2 separate regions of the Homo sapiens genome follow, and region 2 is linked to region 1. Evidence: read pairs that join two places in POLR2A ChIA-PET (ENCODE). Cell type or tissue: Panc1. All regions are shown on one strand. Each heading gives the region's core, and the rest is flanking DNA. Links, peaks and the distances in the headings are about the cores only. Region 1 has its middle 16 kb from the start of APOH. Region 2 overlaps PRKCA (protein kinase C alpha).

What was found. Peaks named below come from ENCODE experiments on the same cell type or tissue, not always from the same donor. Only the 100,000 strongest peaks of a DNase experiment are listed, where the experiment ranks them.
Region 2: POLR2A ChIA-PET joins it to region 1 with 17 read pairs; 6 of 35 experiments call an interaction of 5 or more read pairs at or near these places.

The regions. Positions count from the first base shown.
Region 1 is chr17:66,240,323-66,250,933 of GRCh38, forward strand. No RefSeq gene overlaps it. Among named protein-coding and RNA genes, the nearest start is that of APOH, 16 kb to the left of the region's middle. In Panc1, for the core only: no CTCF peak of the experiment used is centred there; no DNase peak of the experiment used is centred there.
Region 2 is chr17:66,394,573-66,410,696 of GRCh38, forward strand. All of the region lies in intron 2 of PRKCA (protein kinase C alpha), which reads left to right. It overlaps PRKCA-AS1 (PRKCA antisense RNA 1), which reads right to left. Exons shown (of 4, transcript NR_110822.1): 4 at 3,497-3,646. Among named protein-coding and RNA genes, the nearest start is that of PRKCA-AS1, 14 kb to the right of the region's middle. In Panc1, for the core only: no CTCF peak of the experiment used is centred there; no DNase peak of the experiment used is centred there; H3K27ac peaks cover 381 bases.

The sequences.
Region 1 (10,611 bases), core at 7,315-9,814:
AAAAAGGATGGAGGAAGGGGAATATTACATGGGATGAATTCGAAGTACAGCATAGAGGCCGGGCACGGTGGCTCATGCCTGTAATCCCAGCACTTTGGGAGGCCGAGGCAGGTGGATCACATGAGACCAGGAGTTCGAAACAAGCCTGGTCAACATGAAGAAACCCCGTCTCTACTAAAAATAAAAAAAAATTAGCCAGGCATGGTGGTGCACGTCTGTAATCCCAGCTACTCAGGAGGCTGAGGCACGAGAATCGCTTGAGCCCAGGAAGTGGAGGTTGCAATGAGCAGCAATAGTGCCATTGCACTCTAGCCTAGGTGACAGAGTAAGACTCTGTCTCAAAAAAAATTAAAAAAAAAAAAACGAAGTACAGTATAAACCAAGTCCATAAAATGTCAGGAGCTCAGCTGACTAAACTAAATCCAAGATGTGATAAAGATCAGAAAAAATGCAAAGACAATAAAGTGTAGAAGTCAGGATGGAAAGAGGAAGGAAGAGTTATTGTATTTCACAAGGAAGATGATTCGTACATATGGAATTATACTTTTCTCATTATGAGAGTAATACAGTATCATTTAAATCAATCTGGAAAACAAACAGGAAATGACTAAAAATCCTATAATATCACCATTTAGGGTTATTTCTTTTCAGCATTTGTATATGTCATAATCAGAATTGGAATCATATTCGGTATATTGTTGTATATTTTATTTTCATATCATGAGCACTTTCCCAGATTATTATTTGTGTCTTCAAAGCTTGCTTTTTTCTTTAATGTCTACACAATCTTACATCATGTAGATGCTCTCTATTTTGACCATTTCTTTACTTTGGGATATTTGGGTGCTATCTTTCACCATTATGAATAAAGGTACAGTTAAGATTCTTTTTTTTTTTAAGTGAAAGTAAGTTTATTAGGAAAGTAAAGGAGTAAAAGAATGGCTTCCCCATAGGCAGAGCAACCAAGATTCTTTTACAAATTTTTTTTCATTGAAACAGAGTCTTGCTCTGTCACCCAGGCTGGAGTGCAGATGCAATGGTGCTATCTTATTCACTGCAACTTCCGCCTCCTGGGTTCAAGCTGTTCTCCTGTCTCAGCCTCCCAAGTAACTGGGATTACAGGTGCCCACCACCCATACCTGGCTAATTTTTTGTATTTTTACAAAAGCAGGGTTTCACCATGTTGGCCAGACTGGTCTCGGATTCCTGGCCTCAAGTGATCCGCCCACGTCAGCCTCCCAAAGTGCTGGGATTATAGGCATAAGCCACCTCACTCGGCCCTTTTATAAAATTTTTGAATAAATTGTTTCCTTAGGATAGAGTCCTAGATGTGGAATTACTTAAGCAAAGGGTAAAACATTTAAGAATCTTCAAACATACTGCCTAGTTGCCTTCCTGAAAGGTTAGCCCAATTTTTGTTCCGATTTACAAGGATGAAGTTTCTAAACCTAAGGTTGAAAGCTGACAAAGAGAGAGACCGATTATTTAATTGTTAGTTTTCTTCTGACTTATTGGTAGAGTTTGAATATTTGTGCCCCCAAATCTCATGCTGAAGTGTAATTCCCAGGGTTGAAGGTGTGACCTGGTGAGAGGTGAATGGATTATGGGCAGATTTCTCAGGAATGGAGTAGCACCATTTCCTTGGCACGTGTGAGTTGAGTCCTCATGAGATCTGGTTGTTTAAGTGTGTGGCACCTCCTCCCAGCTCCTTCTCTTGCTCCCTGCTCCCTCTTCACCTTCTACCATGAATAAAATTTCCTGGAGGCCTCTCCAGAAGCCCAGCAAATGCTGGCTGTGTAAACAGCCTGCAGAACCATAAGCCAATTAAAACTGTTTTCTCTGTAAATTTTCTAGTCTCAGATATTTCTTCACAGCAACCCAAGAACAGACTAAAACACCTATATAGCAAAAAAAAAAAAAAAAAAGAAAGAAAGAAAGAAATTACACTCACACTGAAAAATAAAAATGTATATCAGGAAGATGGAATAAAAGTCCAGCTAGAAAATAATACAAGAAACTAGCTGTCCAAAATGAATTTAGGGGCTAGAAACCCAGGAAAACATATTCCAAGTTGTTAAAACGTGTAATTGTGACCCTGGGAAGTTCACTATCAACAATATTTACAATATAGGATGGTAAGGAGGACAATCTAATAAAATGAAAATTGTATTTTAAAATTCATGTACAATTGGCTGGGTGAGGTGGCTCATGCCTGTAATCTCAGACCTTTGGGAGGCTGAGGCTGACAGATCATTTGAGCTCAAGAGTTTGAAACCATCCCGGGCAACATAGTGAAACCCCATCTCTACCAAAAATACAAAAATTAGCCACGCATGGTGGCACACGCTTGTAGTCCTAGCTACTCAGGAGGCTGAGGCAGGAGGATCACTTGAACTCAGAGGCAGAGGTTGCAGTCAGCTGAGATCACACAACTGCACTCCAGCCTGGGCAACAGAGCTAAAACCTGTCTCAATTAAAAAAAATACATGTACAACACTGTGATACTGTTAAGAATATATACCCACATACACAAACCTGCACATTCTGCACATGTACCCTGGAACTTAACATAAAGATTTTCTTTTTTTTGAGATGGGGTCTCTCTCTCTGTTGCCAGGCTGGAGTGCAGTGGTGCAATCTCGGCTCACTGCAACCTCAGCCTCTCCAGTTCAAGAGATTCTCCTGCCTCAGCCTCCCAAGTAGCTGGGACTACAGGTGTGTGCCACCACACCCAGCTAATTTTTGTATTTTTAGTAGAGATGGGGTTTCACCATGTTGGCCAGATGGTCTCCATCTCTTGACCTTGTGATCCGCTCAACTCAGCCTCCCAAAGTGCTGGGATTACAGGCGTGAGCCACCATGCCCGGCCTAAAAATTTTTTTAAAAAGAATATATCTAGAAAAAATGCTGGAAGTTAGTGTACCAAAATATTGAGTATTTGAGTTAGAAGGAGATTTTTTTTTCTTGTTTTCTCTGCTTCCAAATTTTATGTAATGTGTTTGTATTATTTCATGATGGGAGAAAAAAACATTTTCAAAAACGATGAACACAAAGATGCCTGAAGACACAGAAGGAAAAGCAATAGATTCTGACAGCCAAGCCTCAGTAAGTTTGACATAAATCCACAGCCCAATGGTATGAATTGTTAAACAAATGGTTTATGGGTATGTAGATGAATGTGAAATGATGACTGAAAAATAATATGAACTCTCTTCAAAACATTTGAAGGTTTCAACAAATTAAATCCAATTATGTTTTTTGACATTGTTATTAGGTTAGTAGAAAAGGGCAACACTTTAGCTACAATGTATATCCCTCTTTTAGTAAAGCATTTGATGAGTTATCTACTGGCATCCTTGGGAGTAAGATACCGAACTGTGGCTTGGGATATGGTACTTCTAAGTGATTTGACAGCTGCTTGTACAAACTGTATATGAAAAGTTCTGCTCAATAGCTATAACATGAAACACCCAAACTCCACAGAGGTTTATTAGCTGCCATAGGTCTAGATTATATGAAAGTAAAATGAGGACTTGGGGAATGATTCATTATTTTTTAAGAGAGTAGAGGCATGAATGTCTCCCACAAATATCATCTATTGCTTTTTGTTTTAAGCTTAAATCTTTTTTTTTTTTTTTTTTTCAGATGGAGTCTTGCTCTGTCGCCCAGGCTGGAGTGCAGTGACACGATCTCAGCTCACTGCAAACCTCCGCCTCCCAGATTAAAGCAATTCTCCTACCTCAGCCTCCTGAGTAGCTGGGATTACAGGCATGCCCTACCACACCTGGCTAATTTTTGTATTTTTAGTAGAGATGGGGTTTCACCATGTTGGTCAGGCTGGTCTCAAACTCCTGACCTTGTGATCCACCCACCTCGGCCTCCCAAAGTTCTGGGATTACAGGTGTGAGCCACTGCGCCCGGCCTTAAGCTTAAATCTTTATATATATTTATTTATATTTATTTTTGAAACAGGGTCTCACTCTGTCACCCAGGCTAGAATACAGTGGGATGATCTCCACTCTCTGTATCTTCAACTTCCCAAACTCAAGTGATCCTCAGCCTCTCAAGTAGCTGGGACTACAGGTGTAAGTCACCACACCCAACTAATTTTGGGTTTTGTTTTGTTTTCTTTTGTTTTTTGGTAGAAACTGCGTTTTGCCATGTTGCCCAGGCTGGTCTTGAACTCCTGGCCTCAAGCAATCTGCCGGCCTCAGCCTCCCAAAGTGCTGAGATTACAGGCTTGAGCCACCCCACCTGGCCTAAATCTTTAAGTTTAAAGTGAGTATGAACACCCACCGATGTTGATTCATACTGGCCTCTTCGAGAGGACCATGGATCTTAAGAAGCAGTCTTATGATATTGTGAAAGTAAAATATCTTCAGCCCCCAAAATCACTAAGGAAACCTCAAGCTGGAAACTGCTTAGGGCAAACTTGCCCCCCATTCTATTCAAAGTCACCCCTCTGCTCACTGAGATAGATGCATATCTGATTGCCTCCTTTGGAAAAACTAATCAGAAACTCAAAAGAATGTAACTTCTCTGCTTTGAGTCTTCCTGCCTTTGCTTCAAGTTGTCCCGCCTTTCCAGACCGAACCAATGTACTTCTTACATAAAGCAATTAATGTCTCATGTCTCCCTAAAATGTATAAAGCCAGGCTGTGCCCCGACCACCTTGGGCGCATGTCGTCAGGACTTCCTGAGGCTGTGTCACGGGCGCAGGCACATCCTCAACCTTGGCAAAATAAACTTTCTAAATTAACTGAGACCTGCCTCAGATTTTCTGGGTTCACAATGTCTGGATATGTGAACAAGCAAAAATACGTCAAGGAGCTTGACAGATGACTGCCCTTGTCTCCTAGATCAAAGGAAATTCAACTTATTATTTAACCTGTCAAGAATATCTGTGCTTTCCCCTTTGTTTCTATGTGTTCTCTCATTAATTTTCTTCACCATGGCATGTCCCCTTCATCTACTGGCTCTGTTTGAAAACCTTCACTTTTGTCTGTCTGCCAATATCCCACAGCTAAGGAACCTCACACTACATACACACAAATATACTCCTCTACCCCCCAGTTCATTATTTTAAAAGCTGACAGTTAAGAAAAAATTTCAGGCCAGGCACACTGGCTCACGCCTGTAATCCCAGCACTTTGGGAGGCCGAGGTGGGGGGATCACCTGAGGTCAGGAGTTTGAGACCAGCCTGCCCAACATGGTGAAATCCTGTTTCTACTAAAAATACAAAAATTAGCCCGGTATGGTGGTGGGCACCTATAATCCCAGCTACTCGGGAGGCTGAGGCAGGAGAATTGCTTGAACCTGGGAGGCAGAGGTTGCAGTGAGCAGAGATTGCGCCACTGCATTCCAGCCTGGGCAACAGAGCAAGACTCCATCTTGGAAAAGAAAACGAAGAAGAAAAAATTTCAAGAATAAGACAATAGGCTGGATGCAGCAGCTCACACCTGTAATCCCAGCACTTTGGGAGGCCGAGGCAGGCGGATCACCTGAGGTCAGGAGTTCAAGACCAGCCTGGCCAACATTATGAAACCCCATCTCTCCTAAAAATACAAAAAATTAACTGAGTGTAGTGGCGCATGCCTGTAATGCCAGCTACTTAGGAGGCCGAGGCATAAGAATCTCTTGAACCTGAAAGGTGGAGGTTGCAGTGAGCTAAGATCACACCACTGCACGCTAGCCTGGACAACAGAGTGAGACTGTGTAAAAAAAAAAACAAGACTATAGAATTATTTCCACAGTCCTATTCTGTTCAATATCTTCAACAAATTGGATAAAGAATAAAAACAAGAGCCAGGCGTGGTGGTTCATGCCTGTAATCCCAGGACTTTGGGAGGCCAAGGTGGGTGGATCACGAGGTCAGGAGTTCAAGACCAGCCTGGCCAAGACGGTGAAACCCTGCCTCTACTAAAACTACAAAAATTAGCTGGGCGTGGTGGTAGGCACCTGTAATCCCAGCTATTCGGGAGGCTGAGGCAGAGAATTGCTTGAACCTGGGAGGCAGAGGTTGCAGTGAGCCAAGATGGCGCCATTGCACTCCAGCCTAGGTGACAGAGCAGGACTCCATCTCAAAAAAAAAAAAAAAAAGTATAAGAACAAAACTACAAATTTTCAGATGTTACGCAACTGAGAGAACGCAGAGAGAGTTGATCTCAAAAACCTTACCACTTCAGCCGGAAACCACAGGATACATTTCACAAGATCACTGCAAATCTCAGCATGCAGGTGAAGTGGAGGAGGAAGCAGCATGAGCTTGAAGAAGTTCCAGATGTTTCCATCAACCACAAGTTTAGCCTGACCTGCTAGTGACACAGCTGAAGTGTAATTGAATTAGGCTGTGTTCAGACACAGAAAACTCCAGTCTTGAACACAATTACTGCTTTGCACTGTGTTGGTCAGACCAAAGTTTGGCAGTTCTTCAGGAGCATACTGAAAAGCCAGACCTCTCTGAAGGACAATGAAAACTCTGAAAGTCATGTAACAGGATAATAAGTCAAAGTATCATGAAAGCCTACCCTGGAGAAGACTAAGAAAGTCTCCAAATATTTCAAAAACCATTATGTGGAAGGAGTTTTAAACTTGTTTTCAGTGGATTCTGAGCACAGACTTTGGGTTAATGGGTACCAGTTTTAGAGAAGAAAGAAAGATTCAATGTGTGAAAAAATGGATTTTTTTCTTTTTCTTTTTTTTTTCGAGACAGGGTCTCACTTTGTCCTCCAGGCTGGAGTACAGTGGCACAATCTCAGTTCACTGCAGCCTCGACTTCTGGGGTTCAAACGATCCTCCTGCCTCAGCCCCCACCCCAAGTAGTTGGGACTATAGGTGCTTGCCACCACGCCTGGCTAATTTTTGTATTTTTTTGTAAAGACGGATTTCACCATGTTGCCCAGGCTGATCTTGAACTTCTGAGCTCAAGTAATCTGCCTGTCTCGGCCTTCCAAAGTGCTGGGATTACAGGTGTGAGCCACGGCGCCTGCCCTAATGTTTAATAATTAAAGACTTTCAGCAATGAAGTGGGTTTCTTCAAAAAGTGATGTGCATCCTGTCAATCATAACATCAAGTTCTAGGCCCTGGAAGTTCAACTGAGTGATCATCCTAAAATAACATATTGGGTCACTCTTCTGCTTAGATGCTCCATGGCTTCACATTAAAATTAGAACAAAGGCCAGGCATGGTGGCCCACGCCTGTAATCCCAACACTTTGGGAGGCCAAGGCAGGCAGATCACGAAGTCAGGAGATCGAGACCATCCTGGCTAACATGGTGAAACCCCGTCTCTACTAAAAAAAATACAAAAAATTAGCTGTGCGTGGTGGTAAGCGCCTGTAGTCCCAGCTGCTCAGGAGGCTGAGGCAAGAGAATGGTGTGAACCTGGGAGGCGGAGCTTGCAGTGAGCCGAGATCACGCCATTGCACCCCAGCCTGGGCGACAGAGTGAGACTCTGTCTCCAAAAAAAAAAAAAAAAAAAAATTAGAACAAAATGCAAACTCCCCATCCTGGTCTACTAGGCCCTGTGTGATCTGGCTCTGCTGACCTGTATCAGCAGCTTTCTCCCTTTTCCTACTTTTCATCCAAGTATTCATTTACTCCAGGACTGTTCTTCAAGGTCAGCCATGTGCTGGCACAGTTGTGAACACAGCAGGCAAAATCTCTACCCTGAAGTTGCTGACATCATAGTGGGAGAAGAAAGACAAAAATAAATAAATAATAAACAAATAGATGAAGGGTTAAGGTAAGTGCTATGTAGAAAAATGAGCAGGGCAGGCCAGGCGCGATGGCTCACACCTGTCATCCTAGCACTTTAGGAGGCTGAGGCTGAGGCTGATGGACCACTTGAGCTCAGGAGTTCAAGACTAGCCTGGGCAACATGGCAAAACCCCGTCTCTATAAAAAATACAAAAATTAGCTGGGTGTGGTGGCAGGTCACGGTTCTCCTGTCCAGCTCACTGCCCCTGGACCACTCCATGTAGAAGTCCTCAATAAACCCTATGTCTCGCTCACTGGCTCTGGGTCTCTTTTTCAGCCTCTCAGACATGGTGCCATCCTTATTATGGCCAATAAATGTCCCACACAACACATGCCTCTCAAGGGCTGACTCTGTCTTTACTGGCTGCATCCCCAGCACGTAGACCAGTGCCTGACACAGTCAGTGCTCCAGAAATAGCTATTAACTGACTGATAAGGGAAGCAATGAGGGAAGTAATGTCGTTGCTCAGAGCCATTTCCCTGGCAACACTTGCCAACTGGAAGTTCACTTCCGCTAATAAAATTCTCTTTGGAAAATACAGATACAGCCTGGGCAACATGGCAAACCTCCATCTCCACGAAAAAACTGCAAAAGAAAAAAATTAGCCAGGCATGATGGCATGCACCTGTGGTCCCAACTAACCAGGAGGCTGAGGTGAGAGAATGGCATGATCCCAGTTCAAGGATGCAGTGAGCTGTGATAGTGCCACCATACTCCAGCCTGGGTGACAGAGCAAGACCCTACCTTAAAAAAAAAAAAGGCCAGGTGTAGTGGCTCATGCCTGTAATCCCAGCACTTTGGGAGGCTGAGGCAGGTGGATCACAAGATCAAGAGTCCAAGACCAGCCTGGCCAAGATGGTAAAACCCCATCTCTACTAAAAATACAAAAATTAGCTGGGTGTGGTGGTGGACGCCGGTAATCCCAGCTACTCGGGAGGCTGAGGGAGGCTGAGGCAGGAGAATCAGCTTGAAACCGGGAGGCAGAGGTTGCAGTGAGCAGAGATCATGCCACTGCACTCCAGCCTGGGCAAAAGAGTAAGACTCCGTCTCAAAAAAAAAAAAAGAAAGAAAGAAAAAAAGAAAATACAAATATAAATATGTCCTGGAAAAGTTAAGCCTCATTCATATTGTAATATGAATGAACTAATTTAATCAGATGACCTACATATAGCAGATAGAGTAGCATTCAAAAGGTAAGCATTTTGGTTGAAACAGAAGGGATTTTTTTTTTTTTTTTTTTTTTTTTTTTTTTTGCAGAATCTTGCTCTGTCGCCCAGGCTGGAGGGCAGTGGCGCGATCTCTGCTCACTGCAACCTCCAATTCCTGGTTCAAGCAATTCTCCTGCCTCAGCCTCTCGAGTAGCTGGGATTACAGGCACACGCCACCACGCCCAGCTAACTTTTGTATTTTTAGTAGAGATAGGGTTTCACCATGTTGGCCGGGATGGTCTCAATCTCCTGACTTTGTGATCTGCCTGCCTCCGCCTCCCAAAGTGCTGGGATTACAGGTGTGAGCCACCGTGCCTGGCCGGGATATCTTTTTATTTTTTTGAGATGGAGTCTTGCTCTTGTCACCCAGGCTGAAGTGCAGTGGCGCAATCTCTGCTCACTGCAACCTCCAATTCCTGGTTCAAGCAATTCTCCTGCCTCAGCCTCCCGAGTAGCTGGAATTACAGGTCAACTGATCCGCCTGCCTCAGCCTCCCAAAGTGCTGGGATTACAAGCACAAGCCACCGCACCTGGCCCAGGAGGAATACCTTGAAGGGAGTTCTAGGCCTCAGTGAAGCTGGAACAAAAGAGTCAAAGTATGGAAGGAGAGCCAGTGTGGTGGCCCAAAGAGAGAGAGGGCAGAACTGGAAAAGATTTAGAAAAGGTGACTGATAGGTCTCAGGACACACCACCCCCAAATATGACTGCAGGAGACCAGAATATGCTACCCCAAAATATGTCTCTTTTATGTATGGGTTATTTCGAGCTGGTTATTTTGAGAAACTGCAGACACAGGAGTATTTCAGAAAAGTCGCCCTTTTGTAAGGAAATTTACATCTATAAAGAAAATCACTAGAAACTCCTAAAGGATGGAGAAGGCCTGGACTTAACTCTGCATAACAAACCTGACCCTTGGCCAGGAGCAGTGGTGGCTCACGCCTGTACTCCCAGCACTTTGGGAGGCCAAGGCGGGTGGATCACCTGAGGTCAGGGGTTCAGGACCAGCCTGGCCAACATGGTGAAACCCTGTCTCTACTAAGAATACAAAAATTAGCCTGGTGCTGTGGCGCATCCTTGTAATCCCAGCTACTCGGAAAGCTGAGGCAAGAGAATCCCTTGAACCCAGGAGGCGGAGCTTGCAGTGAGCCAAGATCCCGCCATTGCACTCCAGCCTGGGCGACAGAGTGAGACTCCATCTCAAAAAAACAAAACAAAACAACAAAACTGACCCTTGCTTTTCAGTGCTTTTTCTGGCCATCTTGAAAGACTGTGGGGTCTTTCCCCACACCTTTCTTTCTTTGTTTAATAAAAAGGGCAGCATTTAAACCTGAAGATTAAACTTTTCCTTGGAGATCTACTCTGGAGGTTTATGCATTTCTCCACGGTTTTCTTCCATGCGTACATGAGGTATACACGCTAATAAACTTTTGTTTGTTTTTCTCTTGTTAATCTGCTCAGGGAGTCCCAGTTAAGAACTATGGAGGGTAGAAAGAAAATTATTTTTCTTCCCCTACATAACCAAAGTTAATCTTGTCATCTTATCACATCTCTTGAGGCCCCAGCAGCAGCTGCTTGCAAAGCCTCAGTTAAAAGATAAGATTGCCACTGAATAGTGTTTCTTAACCTTTCTCAAAGTCATTTTT
Region 2 (16,124 bases), core at 7,297-9,796, 150 kb after region 1:
TTTTCTTCTGTAGTATTGGGGCGGATGGGACCCATAATAAGTAAACCCCATGATATATTTAGGCTTTGTGTCCCCACCCAAATCTCATCTTGAATTGTAATCCCCATAATCCCTATGTATCAAGGGAGAGACATAGTGGAGGTAGTTGAATCACTGGGGCAGGTTCCCCCATGCTGTTCTTGTGATAGTGAGTTCTCACGAGATCTGATGGTTCTATATAAGGGGCTCTTTCCCCCTGCTGGGCTCTTCTCCTTCCTGCTGCCTTGTGAAGAAGGTGCCTTGCCTCCCCTTCGCCTTCTGCCATGATTGTAAGTTTCCTGAGGCCTCCCCAGCCATGCTGAACTGTGGGTCGGTTAAACTGCTTTAGTTTATAAATTACCCTGGAAAGTCTCCCACTGGGAAAAATAATTGGAACAGGCAGCATGACTATTTTTAGCATTATTTCAATATGGGTTTAAACTTTTTTTTAAATTGAATATTGTAACTATTAAGTTTAAACCTAAGGATATAGTTGCTAAGTATAGTTCTTCTCTCACTATGATTTAAATTATGTTATAAAGAACTGGCAGTTCTTTATAGCAGTCTGAAAATGGACTAATACACCCCACAAACCAACAGGACCGTTTCAGATGGTGATGTGAACTCTAAAGAAGATAAACAATGTGATGATGGCTTAGAACAGCAGAGTGGAATGGAGATCCAATGCAAGATGTGCAATTTTAAATATTCTAGTAGCCACATTTTGAAAAGTAAAGAGTGAGGGAAACTAACTTAATGTAACTTATAACCGGTATGTTCATAATGTTACCATTATAATATATATAAATAATTGAGATATTTTGCATTTTCTTTGCATTAAGTCTTCTAAATCTGGTGTGTATTTTATACTTAGAGCACACCTCAACTTGGATTAACCACATTTCACATACTCAGTAGGCACACTTGGCTAGTGGCTTTGGCTAGCACAGACTTAGTGCTTGGGGGCGGTGGTACAGGTCCACTTTAGATTGCATGGTTATCTTTAAGAAAAGTCCTGTTAACTAAGCACAAGGAACAGTTCCTACCACTGATCTATGTTGTGTTTTGTTTGCTGCTAATGTGCTCATACATCAAGGTAAATTATTATTTTAATCCAGATTTCAGCTGATTTTTTAACAGCAGTTTTGCTGTGTGCACGCTGAATGGGATTCTCCAAGGACAGGCAATGAGAAATCCTTCAACATTATAGGAGGAGACGGTGGAGAGAGATCCTTATAGTCTTTGAGAGAAGGCTTTGGGGTTTCCAGGGCCTACATTTTGTCAGAGATCTTCTTTCCTGTACAGGAAAGTAGGTGTTGCAGGTTCCTTCTTTTTCACTCTTTCCTTAATTATGGGAAGGAATTCCACCAACATTGATGTTTAACCTGGAAAGTCTCCCACTAGGGAAAATAATTGGCACAGGCAGCATGTCTGTTTTTAGCATTATTTCAATATGGGTTTAACTGTTTTTTTTTTTTAATTGAATATTGTAACTATTAAGTTTAAAGCTAAGGATATGGTTGCTAAGTATGGTTCTTCTCTCACCTACTCAGTCTTTGGGTGGGTGAAATGCTACTTGTTGAATGAAATTAGAATAATTTCCATCTGAGTTTTTCAGGTTCAGCTGCAAATGCAGGAGTTGGTTTAGAGTCAGTTTATGAAGGAAGTTTTGGAAAACATTAGAGTATTTTGTGTGTGTGAAAATTAGACTTGTGGGAAGGAGTGTGGTAAAAACTGCTAGCAAACACTAGGCAAAATTTTTCTAAAAATCATTTGCCTTTTCCTTCACGTGTAAAAGTCATATATGTTCTTTGGAGCCAATTTGAAAGAGAATAAATCATCCATAATGCCATATCTTTACAGTCTTTTTTTTCCTTGTACCTTTAGATGTGTATTTGGTAATGTAGTTTTTACATAGTTTTATGCTGCTTTTTACACTTGTCATGTGTATTTTCACATTTTCTTATTTTTTCAAGAATTTAGCTTTTAAATGGCTGTGTAATATTTTTCCTTGTGAATGTTCTGTCATTCATTCTCTCTCTTTTTTTTTTTTTTCGTGACAGAGTCTCGCTCTGTTGCCCAGACTGGAGTACAGTGGCGCGATCTCCGCTCACTGCAACCTCTGCCTTCTGGGTTCAAGTGATTCTCCTGCCTCAGCCTCCAAAGTAGCTGAGATTACAGGCACCCGCCACCATGCCTCGCCCTGTCATTAATTTAATCTTTAATTCACCCTCTATTGTTGTTTTTTATTTTTCATTATTATAAGTAATGCTGCCATGAATACCTTTCTACATACATATTTATATGAATATCTAATTATTGCAGTAAAAACTAGTAGAAGCAATCATTCAGTCAAACAATCAAGACTTTTTTTTTTTTTTTTTTTTTTTTTTGAGACAGAGTCTGTCTCTGTCACCCGGGCTGGAGTGTGGTGGCACAATCTTGGCTCACTGTAACCTCTGCCTCCCAGGTTCAAGCGATTCTCCTGCCTCAGCCTCCCGAGTAGCTGGGGCTACAGGTGCCTGCCACCATGCCCAGCTAATTTTTGTATTTTTGGTAGAGACAGGGTTTCTCCATGTTGCCAGGCTGGTCTCGAACTCCTGACCTCAGGTGATCCACCTCCCTCAGCCTCCCAAAGTGCTGGGATTACAGGCATGAGCCAGCATGCCCGGCCCCAGTGTAGACTTTTTTTTTTTTTTTTTTTTTAGGGCTTTTGATATTTGTTGCCAAGTTACCCTCTAAAAACCTAGTGCAAGATTACATTTTCACCCCTGGGGTGTGAGTGCCTTTTGCCCCACAGTCTAGACCATGCTGGATTTATAATTTTAAGGGAATTTATTAATTTGTTAGATGGTGGATGTGTCATTTTGATGCAGGACTTTAAGGAAGAAAAGATATATCTTTAAAAACGTTTTCTGTTTTTCTTTTTTAGCTTGTCTTTTGGAGTTCTTGCCTTTGACTTAAGGGCAAATGTCTTACTGAGAGATGCTGGGTGCCTGGGTCACAGGTGGTTTGTCGTTGCCCTTTTTCTTTTTTTTTCCAACTCAGCTAAGTTCAGCACTAGTTTTGTGACTTATTACACAGAAGACTTGAATACATCAAGGGCCTCTAGAGATTTGTGGTAACATCAAGATGTGTAGTCTGTAATGTGTCATGGGGGGTGTGAGCCATTCAAGGGGAGTTACTCTTAATGGTACCATTATTCAGGATACAGTGCTGATGCCTGCATCCTGATGGCACCACTGTCGTCCAACTCTGTTTGTGACATTGTTCATGGCCTCTGCAGAGTCAGGGAGCTCCTCAGGATAAGGCTCTGTGACATCGTCTAAACTCCAAAGAAGTAGAGCCATCATATTTCCTTCCCCAAGGGAGCTGGCATCTACCATCACTGAGGATTTTTTGAGTCTCTGTACCAGGACATGGACCTCAACTCTTTATTTCCATGATTAATCCCTATGTCAATGTACATGGCAAATGCTAGCATTTCCTTCATTTTATTGACGATAGAATCAAAACTCAGAGTGTTTAGGTAATTTCCTTGAAATTACACAGCCAGGAATGGCCAAGGCTGGGAATTGAATGGACTCCAGAACCCATGGTCGAAGTCCAAGCTCAATATCTCTGAGACCTGGAAGGAAATGAAACAGACTAAAATCAGAGTAACGCTTAAAACCATGAAGATTCCAGCCCACAGATTCTATCTGCCACATGCAGACACGATTTATACCCCTAGAGGGAAACTGAAGAAACAAGGTGGTGGTCATACAATAATAGACTCAAAACCCAACCACACTTTTGAAGTGAATAGTGGCTCATGATGGCTTTAAACATCTTAGGAGAAAAATCAAAGTTGGTGATGGGCTAATTTGGAAGATTAGCTGAAAAAGTTAAGTGGCAAAGAACTAAGTGATAGTTGGAGTGAGGAAGGCATTTTGGTGTGGAGAGAGTAAGATTGGGGAAGGAAAGCTCCCTGGGTAACTGTAGGATTAGAAGCTGTGAGGAGTGTGGTTTAATCAGACAATTTGGAAGCAAGACAGAGAGGGAACAGTCCCCATTTGGAGAGTGTTAGTGTTCAGGGTAATCAGAAAGGAAGAGTCGGAAGCATATGTAATTAATGAACGAGAAAGGCAGATGGATGATGGGGAGGTGGGTGGCGTCGCGCTACTCATATGTTCTTTTGATAAGTAAAATTATAGCATAATTTCTCACTCATTGGAAACAAGGTTATGCAATTAGGATCCTGCTGCTGCTAAAAGCTTCCAGAGATTTTAGTGCACTGGGCAGACAGAGTGATGATGTTTACTTTAAAAATCGAACTTCTCGTTTGAGATACTTAATTTTATTTAATGCTCGATTTTTGTATTTACTGGTTCTGCATTTTCTCATGTAGATTAAGATCCAATTTAGAGAAGAAATATATGGGCAGTTTGGCTGTAGAAAGCACAGAGGAATGATGCTGTGGATATTGATGCACCATGTGGTAGACAGCATTTTCTTTTCTTTTCTTTTCTTTTTTTTTTTTTTTTGAGACAGGGCCTTGCTCTGTCTTCCGGGCTGGAGTACAGTGGTGCGATCGCGGCTCGCTGTACCCTCAACCTCCTGGGCTCAGTTGATCCTCCCATCTCAGCCTTCCAAGTAGTGGGACACCATGCCCGGCTAATTTTTGTATTTTTTTGTAGAAGATGGGATTTCGCCCCATTGTCTGGTCTTGAACTCCTGAGCTCAAGTGATCCGCCCACATTGGCTTCTCAGAGTGCTGGGATTACCTGGCTGACAGCATTTGTTTTAAAGCAGTAAATGAAAATTTGGGTATTCCTTTTAAGTTTTTCAAAATTTCAATCTGCAGTTTTTAATCTATACAAAAAACTGTGGTAAAAGACGCCTAACATAAAAATTACAATCTTAACCACTTGCAAGCCTACAGTTTGGTAGTGTTAAGTAGATTCACCTTTTGAAACAGACCTCCAGAACTTTTTCATCTTGCAAAACTGAAACTGTTTGCCTATCAAACAACAGCTCTTGGTTTCCTCTTCCTCCTAGGCTTTGGCAGTTACTATTCTACTTTGTTTCTATGAATTTGACTGCTTTAACTAACTCATAAATGGACTCATACAGTATTTGTCTTTTTGTGATTCGCTTGTTTCACTTAGCGTACTATCCTCCAGGCTCACCCACATTGTAGCATGTGACAGGCTTCCTTTCCTTTTCAGGGCTGAATAATATAACATTATATATATGGATATGTACATTGAATATCCCTTATCTGAAATGCTTGGGATCAGAAATGGTTCAGATTGGGGATTTTTTTAGATTTTGGAATATTTGCATAATTCTTCCAGGTTGAGCATCCCTAATCCAGAAATCTGAAATGCTCTAATGAGCATTTCCTTGAGCATCATGTTGGTACTTAAAAAGTTTCGAATTTTGGAGCATTTCAGATTTCAGATTTTTGTGTTAGGGATCTTCAACATCATTCTATTTTTTTAATCTGTCAATGAATAAAATTACAGTTTTAACCACTTGTACACATACGGTTTGGTAGTAGTGTTAAGTATATTCACCTTTTTTTGTTGTTGTTTGAGATGGAGTCTAGCTCTGTCGCCCAGGCTGGAGTGCAGTGGCACAGTCTCGGCTCACTGCAACCTCCACCTCATGGGTTCAGGCAATTCTCGTGCCTTAGCCACCTGAGTAGCTGGGACTACAGGTGCGTGCCACCACGCTCAGCTAATTTTTGCATTTTTAGTAGAGATGCGGTTTTGCCATGTTGGCCAGGCTGGTCTCAAACTCCTGACCTCAAGTGATCCCCCCGCCTTGGCCTCCCCAAGTGCTGGGATTACAGGTATGAGCAACCATGCCTGGGTTAACTATAGTCACCTTTTGAAACAGACCTCCAGAACTTTTCGTCTTGCAAAACTGAAACTGTCTGCCTATCAAACAACAACTCTTCGTTGCTTCCACCTCTTGGCTACTCTTGAGTAGTGTGGCTATGAACACGGGTGTACAAATATTTCTGAGACCCTGCTTTCAATTCTTTAGGATAGATAGCCAGAATTGAGATTGCTGGATTACATGATGGTTCTATTTAATTTTTTGAGGGGCTTCTGTACAATTTTCCATTGTGGTTACAACCATTTTACAGTCTAAGCAACAGTGCACAAAGGTTCCAATTTCTCTGCATCATTGCCAACACCTTTTAGAAACAGTAGCCATCCTAATGGGCATGAAGACTATCTATAGTTTATTATGTCAAGCTTTTCTTCATGGTTATAAACGAATATTGTGATGAGTGATTTATCTATGTTTGCTGCTTTACTCCCCAGGGGAGGATGAGTATACCATATATGTCCATATTGATACCTATCTCAGAATACTGGTTGTACAAAACTATTCCAGGCATTGTTCTTCTTTAAGTATTTGGGGTGTTTCTTTTTGCTTATAATTTAGTACAAATGTTCTCAGTTCAGTTAATAATGAGTCCTACTGTGTGGCAGTTGAGAACATGAAGATAACCAGAACACAGTTCCCGCCCTCAAGGGACTGATGAGAAGTAGCCACGTTTTGTAGGAACGGGCAAATGAAGTGGCAAAGGAAGGTGGCCATGGGTTGCCATAGGAGCGCAGGTGAGGGATGAGGAAAGGAAGCACTAAACCAGGTCAGCTTGTGACGTGGGATAAAGAAGGCTTCTTGCAGGTAAAGCCAGAGCTGAATTTGGAAGATGGTAGGAGTTCACCTGCTAACCTGGGAGGTGTGAGTGGAGTGCCTGCGGCTGGACCCACTTTGAGCAATTGGAAAGCCTGTATAGGAAACCATAGGTGACATGATGCCAAGTGGACATGACATTCAGGGAGATGATAGGCAGAAGGTGAGGCCAAAGAAGTTGGCTGGATGTATGTCAGAGAACGTGGTTTTTATGCAATCATTGATGGAAAGCTCATGACGCATTCAGTGATGTGGACGGCTTTGTGCTCTCTGCAGACCACTCTGAGGGCAATGTGGAGGTGGAGGCAGAGAGATTAGGTAAGAGGTTTTTGTGAAAGTTCAAGTGAGATAAGGAATGAACTAGGGCAGTGGTAGTAAGAATGAGGAGAAGGGAGAAAACCTGCCAAATACTTAAAAAAATTAGCAGCCATATGCCGGTTAAGTGTATGAGTGGTGAGACAGAGGGAACATTGAAGATAACCCACAGATTTCTGGCAGTGGTTCCGTGATCTGAAATTAGGAATATAAGAATAGACACTGAGGGTGGACAGGATCAATTCCCTTTTGGACATTTTGGGTTTGATGTGTCTGTAGAAGACACAAATGGTGATGTCCAGTTCACCTTGGGTTTGTGAGTCAAATTTGACAGATTCAGATAGAGACACACTCTTGGTTCTTATTAGATGTATGCAGTAGTTAAAACTATGAAAGCAGATCCATCCCCTATGTTGGAGGGGCACAAAGAAAAGGAGCAGCCCACCAAGGAGCTGGAGAATGAGAATCGGGGTGGACCAAGAGGGAGTCGTGTCTCAGGGGCTGGGGAAAGTAGAAAGGTTCCAGAATGAGTGAGTGGTCAGGAACTTCAGATGTAGCAAAAGAGGTCTTAGAATGTAAAGATGGAGTCACTTGGCAGTGTCAAGATACAAAGACTGAATAAGTTTGGCAGCGTGGAGATACCAGGCCGTGTGAAGATCCTTAGGACCTTTGTCCAGGCGGTTTTAGGAGCTTGGTGGTTGTGGGAAACTAATTTCAGGTAAATGTTTATAATGGCAGTAGAGTGACTATGGAGTACTCCTTCAGGAAACTTAGAAGGAAAGAGAGAAAAGTGAAAAAGAGGCCAAGAAATTTTTTTTTTTTTTTTTTTTTAAAGAATATGAGAGACTTGAGCATGTTACAGGGCAAGGGAAGAGGTTGTTGATAATTAAAGTAGCTGACATTTTGGAGGGCTTGCTCCATATCACCTACATCCAACAGCTGTATATCAAAGAGCTCATCAAATCCATCCAACAAGTCTGAGGTGTTGGGACAATTACTGTTCCCAGTGTTATGAATGAGAAACTGAGGTACAAGGATGTCAAGTGGCTCTGGGTGACACCAGCAATAAGAGAGCCCAGTTTCTCATAACCTGTGTAGATGTCACCATTTACCAGAGCACTGAGATGTTTGCTGGTTTTGAGGGAGAAGTTGAAGATTTAGGGTAAAGAAGGAATAATTCATAGAACCAAGTTCTAGAAGACACTGGAAGAGATGGGCTGAAAGCTTTGTGAAATTTGTTTTTTTAAATGAAGATGAAAAGTTTAATCATAAGGGAAAAATAGGGACAGTAAACAGAGTTGGATAGAGAAAGCTCCTAAATATTGGAGCCTGTCCTGGCTCTGCCTCCTGCAAGAACAGTGGTTTTGGTTTCTTTTCTGCACAAGGTGGTCCTTTTAGTCACATTTATTGATTGATTGGTTTCTTTATTATCACGGTTTGAGCTGTCATTGAGTATGTGACATTCTGTTATTTTAACAGTGTTATATTAAGAATCTACTCTATGTTTGGGTTATTTTCAGTCCAGTGACTTAAATGATAGCATGCCCTCCATTCTTGGTGACTTGTGTTGAGAAATCTTATGCTGGGGACATATTGAAATTGTTGCAATGTGGTTTAATATTACATGTTTTAAAAGCTAAGAAGCTCCTATTAGTCTCTGAAATATACCTGGTTTCCAATTTAGTCTACAAAGGAGATATCATTCCTGACCCTGATTTAGTGGGAGAGACAGAGATGCCTATATATTGGATGATGTATTATTCCATACACACCTACATACACAGCTCTGTAATGTTTAGGAGGCTTCAACAATGGGCAGATAGAAACCTGCAGCTCCTATTGCATTATAGCTCCTAAATAAGGTGTTAGCATGATTATTTATGAATTTACCCTGTGAGCTATAATTCAAATCCTTGGCCAATCAAAGGGAAAAATAAATCACTGGGAGTAGTGTTTTACTTAAAACCCATTAAAGCAATTTAAGTGAAAGTTTTTTTCAGGTATGAATACCTAGCTCCCTGCAGGAGGGCAAATGTTGATGTAGGGATATCTTTATTAATAGTCTTGGTGAAACTGAAGGAGAAGGCATACAATACAGTCTTTCACAGAACTCAGCAGTAGCCATAAATCCATTTATGAACAGTTCAAGTAATAGAGCTTTGAAGCATAACATTAGTTTTCAATAATGATGTTATTCTTTTAAAAAATCAGAGGTTTAAATGTAATGCATGGGGAAATGGGGCATAATAAATTTGAATAAGTAAGCATTACTTTTCAGTGGATCCAGCAGATTCCCTTTTTATTTTATTTATTGTTCAGGTTGTTGAATTTTGTTTATTCAAATAGTAAATGAGACATAGTCCAGGGAAGAGCCCTTTGCTTATGCTATATGATTTAAGGCCAGCTGCCGTTTTTCCTGAGCTACATACGCTTCATCATGTTGGAGGAATCAACTTCAAAAGTCAGCTGGCTGTTCTGCAGACAAGCACCAGACTTGTTATTCACCCTGAATCCTCAGCCTTAGCTCCCCAATCTCTGTTGCACAGAAAACTACAATTCCTGGGTGCCTGGAAAGAGAGGGACAAATATTAATTTGCATGACAGTATCCTGTGCAGGACCTCGTGCTAGGAGAAGCCCAGGAAATGTTTGTTGGTAGTTTTCACTTTGTCTTGCTAGAAAAGCCTCTACAGGAAATCTCCTCTGCTTCTAGGAACGTCAAATTTCAAATAATCCTGGCCAAGTAGCTGGTTCCTATTCTTGACTCCTTCATGGGGGCGGCGGAGGGGAAAGCTTCCTATGATAATACATTGCAGCATTACGCTGCCCAAAGTGCCAAGGGCGGTTGGGTACTATTCTTAGTGTTTATGTCTTTAGTTCTTGTTCTTTTACTTACTTATTTTTGGCAGATTACTGTTTACAAGCCTCAGGAAGTTAGCAGCAAGCTTGTCCCTTAGTCCTTAGCAATAACGTTTGAGAATTGCTGGAACCTGTTTGTCTTGTTAGCAACTACCCAAATACGAAGAAGCAAGGCTGCAAGGCAAGCACCAAACTTGTTATTCACCCTGAATCTTCTGCCTTGGCTCCTCAGTCTCTGTTCCACACACTCCCATGCTGGCTGCTGGAAAGGATGGTAGGCCTTTTTTTTTTTTTTTTTTTTTTTTTTTGAGACAGCGTTTCACTCTAGTGCAGGCTGGAGTGCAGTGGCACGATCTCGGCTCACTGCAACCTCTGTCTCCTGGGTTCAAGCATTTCTCCTGCCTCAGCCTCCTGAGTAGCTGAGATTACAGGCGCACGCCACCACGCCCGGCTAATTTTTGTGTTTTTAGTAGAGACGGGGTTTCACCATGTTGGCCAGGCTGATCTCAAACTCCTGACCTCAAGTGATCCACTCACCTCGGCCTCCCAAAGTGCTGGGATTACAGGTGTGAGCCACTGCGCCCGGCCAAGAGAGGGGTAGGCCTTTTTGATGGGATGGAAACTGCTCTTCCTGGGATTTCAGCCCGCCCCTATCTCTCCCATCAGGAGAGAAGGCAGAGCACAGTGATTGTCCATGGGCTGGTCTCTGTTCACTTCCCCAAGGTGCCGACACTGCGTGCACTCCACACGTGAGGCAGGTGTGGGAATGAAGCTGCCTGAAGGCCGTGGGGATTTCACAGCTGGTGAACCTGCTGTCCCTGAAGTGCCATTACTTAAACCCAGAGTTTTCTGCTCACTTCTCATTTTATTGAAAATGGTGCATTGGCAAAGTGATGTTGAACTGGAACTGACAACCAGCATTGTCCCTCTGCTTTCCTCAGACTAATCCACGGGCTGTCCACTCCCCTGTGATGCTCTCTGGATCGGGTCCAGCCCTTGCTTTCCTTGGAAAACACTACCTATATTTAGTGGTACCACTAGATCTTCTAGCATCCGTTTTCTGTTGCTGCATATTCATTAATAATAGGGAGAAAAAAAAAACCAACCCTTGTGTAATTGCTATTTGAATTTCACAGATAGAGTAGACATTTAAAGATTTAGTTGGCTTTAAAATGTAAATTTAGAAGTTCCTGGTAGGCAAAGCATGTTTCTCTAAGGGTTTATAATCCAATCATTCAATCCCTATTCCTTTACACGTAAAATTAATCCTTTCCAATAGGTACAAATGCCTGAATGGAGAAGATGGAAGGTTCTTGGCAGATGGCTATCTGTGCTCTTCATTGGCAATTTTTTTTTTAACTTGAAAAAGTCAAGCATTTTGGTAGGAGAATATGCTTTGCTGGACTCTGCCAAGTTTCTTGTGGCTGTGTTCCTATTAGTGGGCTTCAGGGGCTTCCTGTGGACAATTATTATGGTTGGTGTGGAGGAAAAATGGAATACATTATTTTCATCTTTTCATTAAAAAATGTGGCTTCCTTCCCTTTTCTCCAGCCAGCTGTCAGATTTGAATGCCTGCCCTAGTTTGCTCTGTCATCATCGAGTTAGTGGGTTGAGTGATGGGAGCTGGCAGAAGCCCATTAGAATGATTGCCAGTTTCCAAACACACCCCGAATCCCTTGCTACAGATGTCTAGGAAGACGGGATAACAGAAATTTGCCTCTGGGTTTCAGTACATTGATTTCTTGCTCATTTTAATTACAGGTCTCCCATTAAAGAACGGGGTGGGGGAGGGAAAGCAGCTTTGAATTAAAAATGTGACTTATTTATGGGTTTAGTTGCTTTACTATGAAGACTTGCTCTAAAAAGAAAGTTTCATTGGATGCTCTTAAAGTTCTTTATAAAAAGATCCCCATTGTACAGATGCTGACAACATTCCATGAACAAAAGGCTTATCTGGATCACCTAAAGGTCTGTCTGGAATCCAAAATAAAACTGGTGCCCAGGTGGCTAATTATCACTTTCTGTATCATGCCTGGAAAATACACAGCCTCCTTTGCCAAGAGTCTATGGCAGGGCAGAAAACGCTGCCCAGGCAGCTTCATGTAGCATTGTAGCTTTTCCAGGTTTTTTTTTTTTTTTTTTTTTTTTAAATGTCATAGAAAAGATACCGGTGGATATGAATCCTTTGTGCTGAAGTTGGATGGCAGTTAGAACTTAAAATTTAAAGAATGCATTCGATCAGTTGGGCTAATCCGTTTGGGTGGTTGGAGCCTGATACCAGGTAGGTAAAATTACACAGCCATCTACTTTCATTCTTTTCCACCCATTTGCCATGCCCTGCACTGTCTGCCAGGTGAGAGAGGGATGTCAGCTTAGTGCAGAGTTTTACCACACCTGGAGAAAAGAGCTCCTGTCTGCTTCTAAGGGACTGCGAATTGCTGGCAACTTCTTGATCTGTAGAGGACACTTCCTTTCCAGGAAATCTAATTTTGAGAAAACGATTGCACTTCTAAAGAGGTCTTTCCCGTGTGATCTCTAGACACTCTTCGTTGCTTTAAAATGAAAGCCTGGGTTTTAATATTTTTACATCATTGCATAGATTCAGAGCAACTAATATTTTGCTTGTTCAGTGGACACCTTGTTGAAGTATGAGTAAATTTGTGAATTGTAGTGTTTAGCCAACCTTTTTTTTTTTCCCATTGGTTTTATCCGTCTTAAAAAGGTTTGGATCTGTGCCCCACCCAAATCTCATGTGGAACTGTGATCCGCAGTGTTGGAGGTGGGGCCTGGTGGGAGGTGATCAGATCATGGGGGCGGATCCTTTGTGGATGGTTTAGCACCATCACCTTGGGCTGTTACTGTGATAGTGAGTTCTCGGGGATCTGGTGGTTTAAAAGTGTGTAGAATCTTCCCCTGACACTTGTGCCTGCAAGAAAGCTTGCTCCGGCTTTGCTTTCTGCCATGATTGTAAGTTTTCTGAGGCCTCCCCAGAAGCCAAGCGGAAGCCACTGTGCTTCCTGGACAGCCTGCAGTACCGTGAGCCAGTTAAACCTCTTTTCTTTATAAATTACCTAGTCACAGGTATTTCTTTACAGCAGTGTGAAAATGGACTAATGCACCATCTATGCATTATTTATTTGGACCTAAATATATCCCAGGAATTGTGCTAGACTGAAAATATAGTTTGTATATGCACATTTGAAGTTCATGTGATTCTGCTACTCTGAAAAATGTTTTGCATTTTTTGTTTAAAAAAAAAAAGTAGATTTCCTTTTCTTTACAGTTAAATTAGCATATTAGTTTAAAAAAGTGTTGTATTTTATGGTTCATTAACAGAATTTTACGATTTTCTAACTTGCCAAGGATTATGGTGTTTATTCTTGAACATTGCAAGCCCCATTGAAAGTTTGGATGTAACATAGGTATAGATTTTTATGTGTGTTTCTTAGAAATAACAGATAAGCAGTTTAAAATCATTGCTTCCATAAAAGCTGAAATTCGTCTTTTTGAAATAGGTTGGGTAAGGATTTGAGCATTTATGTAATTTGTTGTTGGAACCACCCATCCTCCATGGAGGTTATGCTCAATTACGTATTATAAAAATTGGCATTGACACTAATTCACTTTCTGTATCTCTTTTGGATAGATGGATGATATACAGCATAAGAAAGATTTACTGGAAAAGATGCTGTAATCAAAATAGGTTGTCCAAGGCAACTATAGGTTGATAGCGTGTTATTTGCAGATAAACTGAAATTTTGAAAGAAAGAATATTTGGAAGGAAAAGAATTTCAATCCGATTATCCAGTGTTTTTAGACCTTCTGGCTATGAGATTGAATTGACTATATTTCATTGACTGTTAATTAATTAGTACCTTTGTAATGGTATAATTTAGAGAACTGCATTTTAGGGCATTACTTTAGTCTCAAGGTTGTCAAATATTGTAACTTGAGCTTTGAAAACTAGTTTGTAAAAATGAGGGAATACATTTAATCCATGTCAACTAATTTGAATCAATGACATAAAATACAGCTTGGGCATTAAAGCACCGTGTATATGTTTGCGTGTGCTTGTCTAACTGGGACTGTCTATGTCAATCTTCTGTTACCTTATGCGTTGTTTGGTTTATCTAGCTTTTTAAAAAATTGGTTATAGTCTTACTTCATGCATTTTTAGCACAAATCTTCATTTCATTTTACCTTCACCAGTAATAAGAGCAGAAAAAGAGGTCAGCAACAAATAATTTGCTGCTCATTAGTTGAGTTGATGTGTGGGAAGTATAGCACTTTTGATTGAAATGGTGGTTGTCGGCCGGGCGCGGTGGCTTGCACCTGTAATCCCAACACTTTGGGAGGCCGAGGTGGGCGGATCACAAGGCTAGGAGTTCAAGACCAGCCTGGCCAACACGATGAAACCCTGTCTCTACTAAAAATACAAAAATTAGCCGGGCGTGGTGGTGTGCGCCTGTAATCCCAGCTACTTAGGAGGCTGAGGCAGGAGAATCGCTTGAACCCGGGAGGCGGAGGTTGCAGTGAGCTGAGATCACGTCATCGCACTCCCTCCCCAGTCTCAAAAAAAAAAAAAAAAAAAAAAGAAGAAGAATAAATAGTGGTTGTCAGTTATCAGAAAACCTTAACTTTTTGGTAAGTTTTTGAGTTACCTCTTGTAAGTAAAGGCTTGAGGGAGTTTAGGAAGCACTGTGACGTCCACTCATGAAAGACAGAATATACCAGGGCTGGGATGGGATGGAGGCAGGGGGTGAATAAGACTTAGGGGTTCGTTCTCCCTTTCTCCTCAGGTTCACTTGTTGAAAGTCTTGGATGCTTCTGTGAGGCCTTAGGGGGTACCATGTCTAACTTGTGCCTTCTCTATTTTTGCATACAAGGCAGGTGACACCTCCTTGTCTTGGACTCCTGTGGACCATGTCTGTTCCATTGATGAATTAGCATTTATGATAGATTATTTTTCTAGGGATGGAAAAACTTAGGAAAGCCAATGCCTGTTGCCTGCATTAGTATACCTGATAGCTCTGTACAATATATGCTGTCACTCTCTCAGATGGATTGGAAGTATTAGAAACTATCAACCTCTCAAAATTCTGTATTTGAAAATAGTCTTGTATTTTAGATAGATAAAATCAGAAGTCTTCAATATTCTGAGAGCTCCACATAGAAATCAGACTCAGGGCTGGGCGCGGTGGCTCACGCCTGTAATCCCAGCACTTTGGGAGGCCGAGGTGGGCGGATCACAAGGTCAGGAGATCGAGACCATCCTGGTTAACACGGTGAAACCCCGTCTCCACTAAAAAGTACAAAAAAATTAGCCAGACGTGGTGGCAGGCGCCTGTGTCCCAGCTGAGACAGGAGAATGTCATGAACCTGGGAGGTGGAGCTTGCAGTGAGCCGAGATCACGCCACTGCACTCCAGCCTGGGCGACAGAGTGAGACTCCGTCTCAAAGAATAAATAAATAAATAAAAGAGAAGAAATCAGACTCAGTTAGTAGATCGTGCTGGTCTGTCATCATCTACTTTGTTCACTCGTTCGTTTGTGTGTTCATTCCTTTGTTCAATAAACAAGTACCAGCTGTTGGCCTCCTAGTGCCAGGTGCTATGCCAGGCTTGGAGTGAAGGTGAGGACTGGTTCAATATCTCCCCAGTCCCTTTCACTAAACTTTATAGCAAATATATTAATGGATTTCTACCTTGGGAATCTCTCTTTAATTTTATAGGTGATACCAACAGAGATTTTTTTTTTTTGATTAATGATTTTTTTGTTTGTGTTTTCATTATTTGGGGATGCTTTTTCCTATTTATATGAGGAATATTTGTACATGATGAATACTGTGAACACTGCAAAAAGATTTCCCATGAATGAACTCACAAATGGAAACTCAGACGTGGCTGGTCTGTGTTGCTTGTCACTGAAAACTGGACTAAGTCATTATAGCTTTTCCTTGTTTGAGGGATCTTTTGCAGTTGCTGAAACTGCTAAATAAACACTTCAATATAAGAAAATTACACCTTAGCTTAAAAAATATTGTTATTTTTGGTTTCTGAGAGCAGTTATATAAATTTCCTTCCAATTCATTGACATTGTTAGGTAGTTGAACTTTTTGTTTGTTTGTTTGTTTGAGACAGAGTCTCACTCTGTTACTCAGGCTGGAGTGTGGTGGCGCGATCTCGGCTCACTGCAACCTCCACCTCCCAGGTTCAAGCGATTCTCCTGCCTCAGCC